2 separate regions of the Homo sapiens genome follow, and region 1 is linked to region 2. Evidence: read pairs that join two places in POLR2A ChIA-PET (ENCODE). Cell type or tissue: MCF 10A. All regions are shown on one strand. Links, peaks and the distances in the headings refer to the core of each region. The heading gives the core; the rest is flanking DNA.

Evidence for each region. ChIA-PET counts read pairs that join two places held together with the same protein. Peaks named below come from ENCODE experiments on the same cell type or tissue, not always from the same donor. Only the 100,000 strongest peaks of a DNase experiment are listed, where the experiment ranks them.
Region 1: POLR2A ChIA-PET joins it to region 2 with 6 read pairs; 1 of 35 experiments calls an interaction of 5 or more read pairs at or near these places.

What each region holds. Positions count from the first base shown.
Region 1 is chr20:22,822,268-22,827,642 of GRCh38, reverse strand. LOC105372568 (a long non-coding RNA gene) reads right to left here. Exons shown (of 3, transcript XR_937351.2): 2 at 3,954-4,201; 3 at 3,261-3,458. Among named protein-coding and RNA genes, the nearest start is that of LINC01747, 140 kb to the right of the region's middle. RefSeq lists an enhancer at 5,299-5,375. In MCF 10A, for the core only: no CTCF peak of the experiment used is centred there; a DNase peak (open chromatin) is centred at 2,382.
Region 2 is chr20:22,697,570-22,702,944 of GRCh38, reverse strand. No RefSeq gene overlaps it. Among named protein-coding and RNA genes, the nearest start is that of LINC01747, 15 kb to the right of the region's middle. In MCF 10A, for the core only: no CTCF peak of the experiment used is centred there; a DNase peak (open chromatin) is centred at 2,364.

The sequences.
Region 1 (5,375 bases), core at 307-5,306, 120 kb before region 2:
CTCTCTGCCAGTGGCTATAATTCTCACTATAACCCTATGAGGCCAATATGATTATTCATAACCATTTTATAGACAAGTAAACTGAGACAGACTGTCAAGTCACTGCTCCCCTGATAAGCAGATCATAATTGCCAGGTTGGGGTAGTCGGGTGGAGACTTGTCCGCAAGTTCAATGCAACCTGCAGAGCCGTCTTCGCTGAAGCTCATGATGGCCACTTCCTCCTCCCACAGGGCTTCCTCCTTGAGGGTCCTAAAGCTTCTTCCAGTCTCCAGAAGCCAGCAGAATTATGCTCTTCTCACCAGAAGGATTATTTCCAATTAACGTTACATTAGAATTAATGCACAATAAAATGCTTATCCATGTTGAAAAGGATACGCTGTACGACAAACCCATTTCTCTGAAGGACCCCAAGGTGTAAAGCATCACCAGCCTTCTGCAAGGGGCTGGTTACTGACTTGGGAAATATGGGACATGTGTGAGAATGTGCTCACTCATCTGGTCTGAGTTGTTAAAAGCTGCCTCCAAGTGTCCTGTAAGAAAGGAGGACTTGTTTACTGAGCCCAGGAGCCCTGGCTCCAGCCGTCCCTGTCCAATGTGGGAGTGGATGGTAGCTCTGACACCTCCATGGGATCCGGGGCCACACCCACCAAGGTTCACTTGGAGGAACAGGCTCATGTCTTCAGAGAGCTCAATGTGCCTGCAGCCTACTTTGCTTGCATCTCTTTCCTCGGTCAAGCCCTTTTCTGAGGGGAGAGCGGAAAGCCAGGGCGTCCCACCTGGCCTGGATGTAAACCACCTTGGAGTGGATGAATGAGGTTTTTCTTCAACCCAAACCATAGGGAGCTCATGGCTTTTGTTCTTATCTCAGCCTCCAGAAAGTTAAAGGAGCATATCTACCTGCTCTGCCTTGGTGGTGAACCTCCACCTCCCATCTCATGTGGCCCAGGAGGGCCCCTCTCTGAGGGACTGTGGCATTTCAGGAAAGGTTAATTGAGCTGAAAATGAGGTGGAATGCTCTTTTCCAGGCTGTACTCACTTGTGCCTCCCACTTGCCAGGACAGGCCCAGAAGGAAACCATAAAATGACTCCATCCTGTCAGAAATTTCAACCGTGGGCTGGAGGTCATTCATTCCTCGTGATTGAAGAATGGCTTTGAGCCTGCTCATAAAGAATCTTAAAAAAATAAAATCCAAGGTCAGGTGCAGTGGCTCATGCCTGTAATCTCAGCATATTGGGAGGCCGAGGCAGGAGGATCACTTGAGGCCAGGAGTTTGAGACCAGCCTAGGCAACATGGTAAAACCCTGTCTCTACCAAAAAATACAAAAATTAGCTGGGCATGATGGTATGCACCTATAGTCCCAGCTACTCGAGAGGCTGAGGTGGGAGGATCACTTGAGCCTGGAGGTCAAGGCTGCAGTGAGCCTTGATCGCTTCACTGCACTCCAGCCTGGGTGACAGAGCAAGACCTTGTCTCAAAAGAAAACAAAAACTCAGCCTCAAACAGCCCCACTGTAGTGCCTTCCAGTGGAAATACTCGCTGATACCCCTCCATTTCCCCTGTACATATGACCCGAACACATCTCTGCTTCTCACATCCACAGTGAGGGCAGACAGCAAGAGGCCCAGGGCCCTGACAGAAACCCTCCCAACATACCCTTTCAATGAGAGCTGTTCTTTCTAGATTTGAACAGAGAACTGAGAATTTAAATGAGAGAAATGTCACCCAGAGTCCTAATTACCTGGTCACAGGTCACAGCAGTCCACGAGAGACAAACAGGAGAGCTGGCTCTTTCTGGGGATCTGGAGGAGGATTTGGCATTTTTGTTCACCATGGTGTGCCTTGCAGAGGCGGAAACTTGGCAACTGTTCTGCCCGGACCGCCCCTGCCTCAGCCTCAGGGCAGAGGACTGGCCTGCTTCCCTACAGATTCCAGAGTGATGGAAGTGATGGAATGGGAGCAGCCAGGATGTAAATGGAGGCTCTTCCCCATCTCTGAGTCTGCTCTGCCCTAAGATGAGCTCACAGAGAAGGACTTGTAGGTGTCCTTTTAACTCAGAGATCTGCCTTTGTCCTCAAGCTTCCATTTGCCTTTGCCACATAGAAAATGTAGGAAGATCATCCTCACTCATAGTCAAATGCACTGTGGTCTTAGTGTGTTCCCAAAGAGTGAAGCCTGAGGCTAGCACTGGGGGCAGGGAATATACTTGAAAGGTGACCCAGGAGCACCCTGAGGGAGTGGAGGAAGGAGACAGAGAAGGGAGGAATGCTAACAAAATAGGGTCGATGAACAGTTAACTGGACAAAGAAAATGTTGTACATATAGAATACGCAATGCTATGCAGCCATAACAAAGAATTGAATCATGTCCTGTGTAGCAACATGGATGCAGCTGGAGGCCATCCAGCTTTGCTCACTAAGTGAACTAATTCAGAAGCAGAATATCGCATATTCTTACTTATAAATGGGAGCTAAAGAATGGGTACACATGGACATAGAAATGGAGAGATAAAACTATGAGGACTCCAAAAGTGGAGAGGCTGGGAAGGAAGTGGGGGTTGAAAAATTACCTTTTGGGTACAATGTTCAATATTTGGTTAATGGATACACTAGAAACCAAACCTCCACCATTACACCTGTAATACCCATGTAACAAACAAGGACGTGTACTCCCTGAATCTAAAATTTAAAAAAAATAAAAATAAAAATAAATAAATAAAATGGGGTGGATGAGCTGCTACTTCCATGGTCACCTGAGGCTACAGAGTGGCTGTGCAGATGCCATGACTTAGAGTTGTCCCACCAAAAGGAGGGGTGAGGAAGTCAGGGTCTCACCCATCCTCATTGTTTGAGCACTGTTACAGGAGGTGGGGGTAGGTCCCCAGTCACTTGTGGCCCATCCACGTGGAGGCCAGAGAACACCTTTGGCATGTACAGGGATGTCTCAGGTTACCTCTGAGAATTTGAGGGATGTGGACAGCGCCAGGCAGCATCCGCTATTTCCTTTCTTTCTGACCTGCAAAGATTCTGCTGCAAGGTTGAACATAGAAATCCAGGTTGCAAAGAATTTAGTCTCCTACCACTAAACCTGTAATCACTGTATACCCAGGTGTCTTAAAGGAGGAAGAGAAAAAAGAAGCATTATAGTTGGCTCAAAGCATATAGTTGGCTCCAAGAGATGTCTGTGTGGACCCAAATCAAGGTCACCCATACCAGTCCCCTCCCATTTCTGTGAGAGCCCCTCAAACTCACCCATTCTTTAAGGTGAAGTTGGGCCCCCTCTTCCACAAAGCCTTGCCAGGCTACACAGCCACAGGGCTCTCTTCTCTCCACTCCCAGGACAGAAATGCAAGCAGGCTTCTGCGTGGGTGTCTGCCCCAAGGGACTGGAAGTGGCTGCTCAGAGTCTGAGGCTGCTTTCTGGCTTGGTGGAAGAAAGCGAAGGGATTGATTCAAGAAGCTACCAGGAAGGAGAAGAACAAAGGCAAAGTATTTCCAGAATACAACTCGACTGGCCTCTTCCTCTCCTTTATCAGGAAGCAGAAGCCTGGGGGAAAAGGACCTACACATAAATGCATTGGGCAGCTACAGGAGAAGAGATGCATGTGGTGCAGTGGCTTTGAGGCTGGAGGTATTGCTGTGCCGTAGGCAGGCACCACCTGGCCCAGCCCAGCACCGAAGTGTCTTCAACACATATTGCTGGAACTGAATTGTGTTTCATGGATTTGAACTGAGGAGGTGGATGAGCCAGGGAGGAAGAGGAAGGGCTCGAGGGATGAAGCCCAATGAGCTTACATTTTAGGCTCAAGCTGACCTCAAATCTAAGGCCTATGTAAAAAGGGCTGGTGATTCAGACTAATATTTTTACCCATTGACTTATTCTCCAGCCCCCTCACAGCAATGCAAACCAGATTTGCACCAACTCCTTGATTGCTTCAGAGGTCACGTTACTTACGATGCACGGCTCTGAGGGTTTCTCTGTGATCTTAGCTCCCTGTGGTGCTGGGGTTCTGATGACTGTCAGCTCTCAGACCTGGGCCGCCCTGGGGGCTGTCAAGTCACGCTTACTGAAGGCCTGATATTCTTCCATGTTGGAAAATACATTCTTAATTATCATTCAGAATGATCCTTGTTGCTGGGAATGGCAGGTAGGCTCTGGGATCCCACTTTTGCTGATGACATGGGTCTTCACACCCAAGCAGCCTGAATGGAGGGACAAAGGCAAGAAAAAGAGAACACTTCTCTGAGTAGAGAGAGAAAGGGGAGAAAAGGCTGCTGTTGCTTTAACAAACATGAATCGCAGAACAGCAGGCCTGCCAACAAATGTGGTTCCTATTGATCTATCAAAACAGAACTAGCATCTTGAGATTTAAATAAGACACATGCTTAATAGGGCAGCTTCTTTTGGCAAAGGGAGTGAGGATTTGCCTGTGATGCACATTTAAAAACAGCCCGCCCAAACTGAGGGTCGCGCTACGAACCTAACCTGGAGTGGTCAAATGTCCGGGCCATGGAATATAAAGGAAGGTAGGGGTTCTCCAGGTGAAGGGAGGCCAGGGAGAGGTCAGCAAAGTGCAACATGACCTTGCGGCTTCTTTCGCCTCCACCAGGGACTTTACTGGTGCAGTCAGTGAAATCTGAATAAGGTCTGTAGATTAGATAATAGGTTTGTATTGGCCTTAATTTTCTGATTTTGATAATTTTTGTAGTTAAGTGAGAGAATGTTCTTGTTTTTACACACACTGAAGTCTTTAGGCGTAAAGGGGAGGAAAGAGAGAGAGAGCAGAGAGTAAAAATGCTCACATTTGGGGTCTCCAAGTGAAAGGTATCTGGGAACTCTCTGTGTTCTTCCTGTAACTGTTCTGTAAGTCTGGGCGGCTGGTGGCCTTGCCCTCTTCTTGACCTGAGACCAGCTCTGGATACAGAGACCCACATTTTTTTTTTCATCCCTTTGAATTTTACCTGCCTGGTCCTGGGCCTGCTCTAGTCAGGGTCTCTGAGAGGACCTGGCATAGCCCTGGCCTATGGCCCCCAACCTCATGTCCCCTTCGATTAGGACACCTTGATATATGCCCCCGTTGTCCTGGTCTCCCCTAGCCCACCTGCCTGTGTTTCTGCTGGCTGCCCACATGCCACCTACTTGCATAAAAGAATAGCTCCCTTCTCCCCCTTCCTCACCCCTGCCCCATGTCATTGTGAGACTGCTAGTGGAGCCCCTCCCTTCCTCACTGGGCCCAGGATGTCCGGCCACACTGGGTCTGTCCCACGCCCTGCCAGCGCCCATCCTTCCTGGGAGCCTTCAGTGCTGCTGACCAGAACTCCACTTGGGCTTCCAGCAGGCTGGTAGCCGCCTGTTGGAATGGTGGGGCCAGGCCAC
Region 2 (5,375 bases), core at 132-5,131:
TTGGGAGGCTGAGGATCAATTAAGCCTAGGAGTTCAAGGCTGCAGTGAACTATGATCACACCACAGCACTCCAACATGGGTGACAGGGTGAGACCCTGTCTCTAAAAAATATAAATGAATACACAAAAACAAAGTCAATTTTTTTAAGTTAAAAAACATCAGTGCTTGTGGACAAAGTGATCATCAGGACCCGGCCATCCCTGAGGGCTACAATGGTTCCACGAGAACAGCTTTAACAGTCTGAGATGTGATACTTCTGAGAAATAGAGGAAAGAAGCAACTAAGTTTCAAGGGGAGACTCACTCTCTCAGTGTGAGGGGCCACTGCCATGCAGGTCACGGACTGGGAGCTGGATTTAGAAGGAATTCCACTCAATGTGACCAACACCTTCTATGCATGGAGTAAGTGAAAATCCTTCTGTTAGAGGTGTGATGTTTAAGGGGAGAGTCAAGGAGTCCCAAAGTAATGAGAACAAGCAGGTTTCAAGGTGGGATTGATGCTGGGGTGAGCGGCAGAGAGCTGAGATAACAACCTCTAGGAGCCAGACTCTTAAATGACATTAATATGTGTACACGTTCCAGAGTGTCCACAGTTATGAATAAAGCAGAGAAGACAAGGGGCATGAGGAGGAGAATAAGCCAGGGGAGTTGGCAACAAGGAGGCCATAAATGACTGCAAGATTCTTGAAGGCAGAAAGTCGACCTGATGCTGCTTATGCCACATCAGGCAGTCTTTCTCACAGCATCCACTGATTCATGTGAGAGCTATTGATTAAGAAATGTACTGCATGCCAGGTCCAGGATATTCAACAAGGAGCAGGAAAGGCAGATTCTTGCCTTTGGCATGAACAGTGTAGCAGAGAAGAGACAAGAGTCCACTTGTCCATGTGAGCAGGACATGATGGCACAGCATGGTGAATGCTGTGATAGAGGGAGTTTAGGGCAATGTGGAGAACCCACTGTGAAGCAGCACCCCATCTAGGTTTGAAGTCAGGAAGGTAGGGCTTCCTGGAGAAAGTTATGCCCAAGTTGGGACCAATGCCAGACATACATTAGTCAGAGCAAGTAACACCAGCTGCTGTAACAAATGAGCTCCAAATTATAGACACTGTTACAGGCTGAACTGTGTTCCCAAAAAGAAAAGATATGCTCTTAATTCCTGGTACCTGTGAATGTGACTTTATTTGGAAACAGGGTCCTTGAAGATATAATCAACTTAGGAAGGAGTCATGCTGGCTTAAGGTGGGCCCTGAGCCATGTCTGGTGTCCTTATAAGAAAGGAAAATGTGGACACATGCAGACACAGAAGGACAGCATCACGTGTGGACAGAGGCTGTGACTGGGGTGGAGCCTCTATGGGCCAAGGGGTGCCAACGATTCCCAGCAACCACAGAGACAAGAAAGAGGAAGGAAGGATCCTTCCCTGGAGCCTTGATAGTGAACATGGCCCAGGGCAAGCTCCGGGAATGTGAGACAATACCTTTCTCTTGTCTTAAGGCACCCAGCCTGCGGTACTTTGTTACGGAGGCTTAGCACACTAGGGAGGTTATTCCTTGTTTGCCCTGACTTTGGCTCAGAGGAGTAGCTGGGGGTAGGGGTGGGAGTGGCTGTGCTCCACAGAGTCACTAAGGGACCCAGGATCCTTCTCTCTTGTTGCTCCACCTTCCTTTAGGACCTCCACAAGAGAAGCAGAGATGGAATAGAGAGAACACAGAGACCCCATGGGAGGCTTCAGGATCAAGCTACCTCACTGCACCCACATCCTATTACCAGAACAAAGTCAGATTCCCTACCCTCAACCAAAAGGGACATGGAAATATCCTCTTTCTGTATATCTAGGGGGAAAATAAAGCATTTTTGGTGAAAACATAGCATTTCACTGTTTCTTCCCCAAAATGCAAGCTGTTTTTTGAACTATAAGTACAGAGCTCCTTTGAAGCTTCCTGGGATGATTCCTAGTGCCATTATTCTGGGCTGTGGGAATAACCATTTTCATTGTCTATATCATCTACAATTCCAGTGTAACTCAAGATCCATTTGTGCAGACCAAAGTGTCCAACTCTTTCCAGTCTGCTATCAGGAGTGCCTCTCCATTATCCCTGCTGTGGACAAGCTCTTCCCTTCCTGGGCCTCCTAACTCAGCTGCATTCATTTCTGGGTAAAGCAAACAGACCTCTTAGAGTTCCTCTGATAGGGTGCTCTTGTTTTCAGGTGGGAAGCTGTTTTGCTTTGCCCTATGGTGCCCTTATTGATGAAGCTGAGTAGAGCTACAGTAGAGCTCTGCTGCAAACTGTTGAGGCCTTTGGAGAGTGTTTTTCTGGGAAAGATGCCTGAGTTCTTTCAACCCCCTGGGGAACTAAATGCCAGCAAAGCATGACTGGCTCTGGGCCCAGCTATGAATACAAGGAGCAAGATAGACAGATCTGGGTGCATTTCTTTTCCATTATCATCCCATTGTATCTGGAGCCCAGGAGAGGAGATGAAAGTGCTAGCAATTAATCTGGGGCCAGATGGCTCGGCCAATCCCATCCCACTCTCTGTGCTGTGGGGTCATTTCCATTTGCCTTTTATTTTGACAAGCATATTAATCAGCAAAGGTGAGTGGCATTATTAAAGCAGCTGCTGGTGCCAGCACTCTCTCCCCCAACCCTGCCACACTCAGTTTCAAGTCGTTCTCTCCAGTAAAGAGGGAGGCTTCTGTCCAGCTCATCGGGAGTAATTACTGCTTTACTCTTTACAGGTAGCTCAGCACACACATGCGCACACATGTGCACACACATGCATGTACATGCACATGCATGACACACATGCACACAAACACTACTGTGCCTATCAGAGGATGCCTGCATGAGTGAAGAGTTGGACTTTCCCACTGCACACTGAACAGAGACAGGGCAGGTCTTACTGCCATTTCTTTCTCTCTACTTGTCCAGACACATTGAGGTCCAGTCTTGAACACAGAGAGAGAATATTTAAAATACCATTGACTTCCAAGCCTCCCACAGCCAACCTGCCCATAGATACATTACATAGCTATTTAAGTTTGACAGCGTTCTGAATTCCTCTGGCAAGGGGAGAATAGATTGAACCTCCTAAGTCATAAGATAGGAAGAGAGAATTACGGCAAGGAGAAGAGGAGAGGAGTTGTTGTGGCAAAGACTTTGAGCACAATTGCAGGGCATTGTTTTCATAATTGTGTATATTTACATTAAACCACTGAAGATGCTGTGGCTGCTGAATTGGCCACCACCAGTTCATTCTGCAATGTTCCTCACTGGTGCTGGATGTCAGGGATGCACTGGGTTTAGGGGCTACAAACTGGCAGCAGAGAATCTTGTTGCAATGTCGCCCACAGCCTCACAGGGCAGGCCCACGTGCAATAGTTGCATCCACGGATAATGGGGTGGAGCAGAGGAGGTGAAAGCTTTGGATTCCTAGGTCTCACCTGTGAGGCACAGAGGGGAGCCATTTGATACTGCACTTGCACTCAGCAAATGACAGTGGAAACACCAAGTGTGTGGCTCAGATCTAGAAACACAACTCATTTCCATTAACCATCAAGTGAAGCTGAGCAGAGAGTTGGGAGACTGAACTTAATTGGAAGCACAGAGGTCATCAGATTGTATGCTCAATTGGCACGACTCTGTCTCAGAGCCCTAACTGGGAAAGAGGCTGCCCGCTCTCACTCCATGGCCTGAAGGGAAGACAGCAGGTGAAAAATCAGTGCACAGTTACCACCACTGCAGGAGGACAGCAGAGACTCTTGTCATCACAATGGACGGGGGCACTTGTGACATCTTTGTCCAAAGAAGGAGCACATTGTCCTGCCTGGTCTTAAACCCAGCCTCTTTGGCATAAAATTTTTAAGGTAAAATAGGTTCATGGTCCAAAGCTATTGAAACAGCATTCTCTGCCTCCTCACTTTGATATTTTTATCCAGGTCAGATCAGATTAAAATGAACAGCAGGAAATTCCATGACAGATGAAAAAAGCACACAAACTTAGACAAGAGAATTGTGAAAGTCAATTTCTATTTAACAGATATTTATTAAAGATTCACATGTGCTGACACTGTTCTGGGTACTTGAAAACATCAATGAACAAAACAATGCTGGCCCTCCTTGAACTTGGTTGCATCCTAGCAGTTGGAAACAGGTAAAACAGAGTAATAAGTGAGTAAATTATCTAGGAAATGGTAAAGAGTACAGCAGAATTGAGTCAGAGCAGAGAGGGTGGGGCAGTTACAGAATTAAACGAAGTGCTCAGGGAGGCCTCATTGGAAAGGTGGCATTTGGGAAAGACTCGGAGGAAGTGCAGGAGTGAGTCAAACTGACATATGGAGGAAGAGTGTTCACATTTCAGAGATTACAGTGGCCAGCGTGGCTGCAACAAAATGAGCAAAAGGAAATATCCCAGGAGCTGATGTCAGGAAGCAGCAGGACCCACATCTGTGGGACTTCCAGGCCACGGCAAGGAGTTTTATTCAGAATAAAACTTTTATTCTGAATAAAACGGAGGCCCTGAAGGTTATTAGCACAGCACTGATATCAGGTTACTCAAGTATTCTAAGGATTACTTAAACCTGGCTGCCATGCTGGGAATAGATTACAAGGAAACAGGGACAGAAACAAGAAAACAAAAATTAGATGATGGTATTTAGACCAGGGTAGTAGCAGAAAAGATAGTGAGAATTGGTCAGGTTCTCAGTATTCTGAAGATAGAGCCAATGGGTTTTATAACAGGTTTGATGTAGAGATAAGTGAAAAAGTGAGGTTGAGAATGCCACCAAGATGTTCCCTGGGCTGTTGGGATGGTGGAGTTTCTATTAACTGGCATGGAAAGGTGGCAGTGGAACAGGCTCAGGCTAAAACCCAAGAGTTCTGTGTTAGCTATGATCACCTTGAGATGTGCTTAGGCATCCAAGTGGAAAGGTTGAGTAGGCAGTTGGGTATATAAATCTGGAATTTAGGAAAAGATTTAGGTTAAAAATATAAACATGGAAGTTATAGCATACCAATGGTATTTAAAGCTATGAGACAAAATGGGGTCATCAAAGGGGAGTGTCTTTAAAAAGAAGACAAAGAGCTGACATTACAAGGTCATGGACAAAGGAGAAACTGGCAAAGGTGACAGAGAAAACAAAGCAGTGTGTGGTGTCCTAGAAGCCAAATGCAGAAAATGTTTCAAGGAGTTGGAAGCACTCAATAAATCTTTTCCAATGCTGCTGAAGGGTCAAATCGGATGAGGACTGAGAATGGACCTTTGGCTTCAGCAACATGGAGGTCAAGGTGATCTTGACAAGAGCAGTTAGTTGAGTTCAAGGATTCTAGTCTGATGAGAGTGGAATCAAAAGAAAGTGGGAAGCAATGAATTAAT